Regions from separate parts of the Homo sapiens genome. Here region 1 is linked to region 2. Evidence: chromatin contacts called from ENCODE Hi-C or POLR2A ChIA-PET data. All regions are on one chromosome and are shown on one strand. Each heading gives the region's core, a stretch centred on a gene start or an enhancer-like site at or near the end of the contact. The rest is flanking DNA. Distances are from core to core; before and after follow the strand shown.

What was found. Hi-C counts contacts between places; a loop is a spot of excess contacts on that map. ChIA-PET counts read pairs that join two places held with the same protein, here RNA polymerase II (POLR2A). Pooled maps may share reads with other maps.
Region 1: a map of PC-9 shows a loop between it and region 2 (6-fold over the local background). The contact joins two enhancer-like sites. A Hi-C loop is called at or near these places in 1 of 168 maps with a recorded cell type or tissue (PC-9) and 1 of 50 pooled maps. POLR2A ChIA-PET finds 5 or more read pairs at or near these places in 5 of 52 experiments (AG04450, BJ, OCI-LY7 and 2 more).

Annotation. Positions count from the first base shown.
Region 1 is chr2:172,994,618-172,997,317 of GRCh38, reverse strand. RAPGEF4 (Rap guanine nucleotide exchange factor 4) reads right to left here. Exons shown (of 31, transcript NM_007023.4): 16 at 764-852. Among named protein-coding and RNA genes, the nearest start is that of MAP3K20, 80 kb to the left of the region's middle. Within about 2 kb of position 1,262, at least 6 of the 41 ENCODE cell types and tissues checked have a DNase peak (open chromatin) inside an H3K27ac peak, as active enhancers do; they include PC-9, where a contact is called at or near this core.
Region 2 is chr2:172,952,907-172,955,606 of GRCh38, reverse strand. All of the region lies in intron 6 of RAPGEF4 (Rap guanine nucleotide exchange factor 4), which reads right to left. Among named protein-coding and RNA genes, the nearest start is that of MAP3K20, 120 kb to the left of the region's middle. Within about 2 kb of position 1,358, at least 3 of the 41 ENCODE cell types and tissues checked have a DNase peak (open chromatin) inside an H3K27ac peak, as active enhancers do; they include PC-9, where a contact is called at or near this core.

The DNA of each region.
Region 1 (2,700 bases), core at 13-2,512, 42 kb before region 2:
GTAACCTTGGACCCAGAGACAGACAGGCACAGAGGGAAGGCTATGTGAAGAGTCACAGGGAGAATGCTGTGTGAACATGAGGGCAGAGATCCGGATGATGCATCTACAAGCCAAAGGATGCCAAAGATAGCCTGCAAACCACAGGAGGCTAGGAGAGAGGCATGGAACAGATTCTCCTTCACAGCCTTCAAAAGGAACCAACCCAAATATCACCTTCAGCTAGGATTTCTAGCCTCTAGAACTGTAAGACAATATAATTTTGTTGCTTGAGCTACCCAGTTGGTGGTAGTTCATTAGGGCAGCCCTAGCAAACGAATGGTGGCATTTAGTTATATTCTAGAGCAGCTGGACTCTACAACAACTGCAGAGAGAAGTATCTTACTCCCAACTGGAGCAAGGCTGTACCTTTTATGTAGGCAGCTTCAAATCCTTCGTGGGAATAGGTAGGATGTATGATAAACCCAATAGATGCCTATAGAAGGTGGGATTTGAATAACTTAAGAGAGAGATGCCTAGGGAAGATGAGGCATAGTATGTAGAAATGAGGCTGAGTCATTTCTAGAGAACAGTCAGGATTGGGGAGGGAAGACGACAGTCAGAAGGACTGTTCCCAGTCAGGTCACACAGAGATGCTTTTCAAATATCAATACACAGAATCCCCTTCCCAAACTGCTTTCGCTATACACACTGCAAATGAATTCAGGACTTTTAAACAATGCTATGCATGGATTTAATGGACATGCAAACGGTTCTATGTGTATACCTGTTGCTTCATTTAAAGTTGCCTCAAGGCGTATTGTTTCTAGAAAATGCTCTAAAATTTTTTCAGGTGTTCCTGACATCACAGTATACCTGGATAAGAAACAAAAATGCCATTAATTTTTCAAAAGTGGGCAAATCATTAAAAAAACTTTTACTTATCTAAGTTTTTTTTTTTTTTAATTTGAGATCCCAGGGAACCATATACCTTTCATGGTAAGAGAGACCACACACTTTGTCAAAGTCACACAAGAAGACAAAACAAACAAACAGAAAACCCACAAAGTGAAGTCGTTACTACAAACACTGTTCTTTTTTCCCTATATGGAAATAAGGTAAACTTCTTGAAGAGCAGCTTTAGCAGGCTGGGAACTGAGAAACTTCAGTCTTTTTTCCAAAGGAGAATAAAAAGGAACATGTAAAACCCAGGGCAGTTCAGGTCAGGCAGGGGGAGCTGGTGAGGGGAAGTGAGAGTAAGCTAGGTTATCCATATATGGGTTACTCATAGCAAAACTTCTTCCCACACTGGATTCCCCCGCCTATTTCTGGAATGCTCTGTCTTTCCCAACTGTACACTGGTATGTGCTTTGGAAATTCAGCTAATAATAAAACGAGAGAAAGCAAACAAAACCCCATAACACTGATGAGCAAACAAACAAACCCCAGTAGATCATGAATGGGAAATAAATCAGCAGTAGAAAATCCTTATAATTTATTTCAATGCCAGATATAAATTACTGGGGGTTATATTAGACATTATTTCAGAAGATCTTTCCATGGTGTTCTTCAATTAACACAGGAGGATTTATTTTTTAAGTTGCATGTGAACTGTTTCAAAATCATACTCAAGACAGTGACAAAACACTACTATGTGGGAGCTGTAGACAAAATACATTCAGATGATCTGAGTGCTTCTCTTCCAAAACTCAGGCTTTGCTTTTCTGCTTGGAATTTCACTTAAAAATAACAGGCAAGTAGGGGCCAGGCGCAGTGGCTCACGTCTGTAATCCTAGCACTTTGGGAGGCCGAGGCGGGCGGATTGCCTGAGCTCAGAAGTTCGCAACCAGCCTGGGCAACACGGTGAAGCCCCGTCTCTACTAAAATACAAAAAATTAGCTGGGCGTGGTGGCACATGCCTGTAGTCCCAGCTAGTTAGGAGGCTGAGGCAGGAGAATTGCTTGAACCCGGGAGGCGGAGGCTGCAGTGAGCGGAGATCACACCACTGCACTCCTGCCTGGGTGACAGCAAGACTCCATCTCAAAATACAAACACACACACACACACACACACACACACACACACACACACACACAAACAGGCAAGTAAAAACAACAATGAAAATAAAATTGTCTAATGTTCAGAAAGCAGTGAGAATTCAGCTCTGGTTTCCTTGCCTGTTTGAGACTTTTGAGGTGTGTTGAGATCCCAAGAGTAACTCTTAACATATTGTTAAATCTCAGGATCTTAACCCATGGCCTGAGGGAGTGATGTGCAGACATTTTAACATATGTGCATGTGAAAATGGTGAGGGGAGCACCTCTGGTATTGAATGAGGTGGCCAATGCAGTCTATCTGGAAGGCAGCTGTTAGCTAAAACTATAGTGCGCGCACAAGACCAAAAGGAAGCTAAACAGTTAAGTCTTTGAGGAAACCTGGCTTTGGAGCCTAGAGGAGGAGAGAAGGGGAATAGAAAAAAAAAATAGTCTACTTTCATCTCAAAAGTCTGACCCCTTTCTCAAAAGAGATAAGGTAGAAGACAATGGTTTTTCCTCTTGTGGGCAATGCATATTTGAGGAAAGAAGAGGGCATATTTATAAATGACTTTCGATATTGAAATAGAGAATATTGCTCAATTAATTCAGTAATTCCTGAAATATATGATTCTTTGATAGCACTCACCAGATGAGCTGGAAGAAGAGTAGCGTTGGCCACATTAATCAG
Region 2 (2,700 bases), core at 109-2,608:
ACACATCAATCATGTGTTGATAAAAATTCTTCCTCCCTACCTGAGCATGAAAGAATCCAAATGGGGCTGTGACAATGTGATCCTAAAACCGCGAGGCAGGGGGGACAGATAAAGGCAGAGGCATTCAGCTTTCTTTCTGCTTTTCTTGGCTTTCTCCACGAAAGACTTCCCTCAGGACTGACTGTAATTGATTTTTGTTTGTTTCTGGAAAGGGGATGCTCTTTCTACTGCCTTGTATTATGTTCATATTACTACTGAAAAGGAGAAACAGAGACGGAAAATATTCCTTTTGGCACCAGAGCCAATACATAAATACTAATCAGGTGAATGAAAAATATGAATTTAGCCTCCATTACAAGATGCACAATAACTCCCCAGTAGATTATAATGAGGTATAAGGCACTGTAATAGGCCTCACGAAAGACCATATTCAGACCCTTTTGAAAGGGGGTAATTCTTTTTCCTCAAGTGCTTGCTCAAAGAAGCCTTTTGCAAAGCACAGCATTTTAAACCAAGAGACAAGAATGACAAGCAAGATTGGGACACAACTCCTGCCAAACCAGTGCGGTAAAAAGCCAGGCAAGTCCACATCCAATCTGATTCAAGGATTTAATGAAGGTCTGTTGTGTGCAGAGCAGTGTGCGAGGCTAAAGAAGGAGACTCTGATAAGGTACCTGGCCAAAATGGGCTCTTGGTCTTGTTGAAAAAGCCAAACTTCTACGGGTTAAACAATTACAAGATAATATGAATCTAATAAATGCTGCAACATTTTGGATTTCAAATCCCCCTTTTCTTATTTCAGCTGAGGACATTTCTAGGAGGTAGAGAGCAGTATTCAGTTTTTTAGTGAAAATGATATACTTTTAGGAGCTATATTCCCTTGCTTTGGCATTTTGGAATAATATAACTAAGATCTTTGAAATGTATGTCTCATTCTTGTAATAGTTATCATCAATGTCATCACTCTTTGGGGCCGCCCAGATGAAATTAAAATAAGGACTAAGTCAGACTCATAGGCAGATTTCACTACTCTGAATTAACTCTGTAAGTTTTTCCATTTGTGAAATAATGGAAAAATCATCTAGAGACTTCTTCGGCTTCCATTTGAAGGCTTCTTTTTCCTCCCCAAGTCTTTTCCCCTAAGTTCAAAATTGGCTTAGAGATTTCCAGTTTCAGCTTTTCTCTTGTAAAGAGCTTGAAAGTTGTCGCTTATGGCCAAGAAAAAAGTGAAAATAATGAGTGCTCTTGGGCTCCTCAGAGAATTGAGGTTGCAAAGCAAACTGCCACCCAGAAATCTGGAGAGACAGGAAAATCCAGAGTCCTGATTGAGAGATTCGCTCACCTGGAAACCACAAACTGGTAAGAATACTTAGATGGTAGTTCTGATTAATTGCTGGAGGCTGAATGCAGATTAGCTTGACAGTGAGAAACTCCTGGGGATGGGGCGTTTTCAGCTGGGCACCCACACTATGTGAGTTTTACCTACTTCAACCCCACCAGTTTTACCTACTTCAGCTCCTCATGAAGAGCCAAAAAAGGGTCTCCTTGTGGCTCTGGCAAGGAGAAGGAAAGCATCATCATTGTGAAATACACCCAGAGCATTCACCATAATAAAGGCAGACTCTCTAGGGAAAAGACTTTAGGAGTGTCTTATCTCATGGGGTAAGGTTCTCTGACTGTAGCCACTCTAGCCCACCAGTCGTCTCCTGAAGGGAAAAATTTGTCTTGACCAGTCAAAAGAATAAATGTCTTCTTTCTCTCTCCCTCATACACTAGTAGCAGAGAAGTGCAAGTAAAGACAGGTGGGATGGGAGACACAGATCTCACCCTCACACCCCCACCCCACCGAATGCTGGGACCACCAGTCCAGGCTCCTCAGGGATTCAGCTCCAACAAGAGCTGAACATTTAAAACATGTACATGACTAATCTTTAATAGCTGAAATAACATTTTAAGGGCCCAAAGTGACAAAACATTTATGGATTAAGACTGAGGTGTTTTTATGGTTGCTAAGTACCAGAGAGAACACAGTTAATAGTGGTCAGTGGGGGAAGGGGATTATTTCATGTGTATATTTCACTGAGTTGAAATATACTCTCTCTCTGTCTGTCTCTCTCTAGAGAGTTATTTGGTTGGTTTTACATATATTATAACAAATAACTGAGACTATATATTACATATATAAATATATAACAGTTATTTTTTATATTTATTATATAACATATTTATATATAATTCTCTCTATACATATATAGAGATCATGAGATATCTATATATAGAGATATATATAGAGAACTATTATATATATAGAATTATATAGAGAGAACTATTACATATAAAATAAATAATAGATATAATATATAATAGATATAAAAGATTGTATATTATATAAATGTAAAATATCTATAATAGATAGCTATTATATATATATTTTTTAAGTGGCTCATAAATCAGGGGCACTGAAGACTACAGTGTGGTCTCAGGCTGCAGTCTGACTATTTGTATCTGACAGTAAGAAGAGACTGAAGAATACAGAAGACTGCATGGTGAGTCTGTAAAACCGGACGAAGGAAGCGCTTCCAGGAAACAGGCTGCCTGGACCCCCCCTGTCAACTGTTCTGGAGTACTGCTCTTAGCAGGTGCTAGCAAATGGTTCAAGTTTCTCCGCAACATACCCTAACACAGTGCTGCAAGATGGCA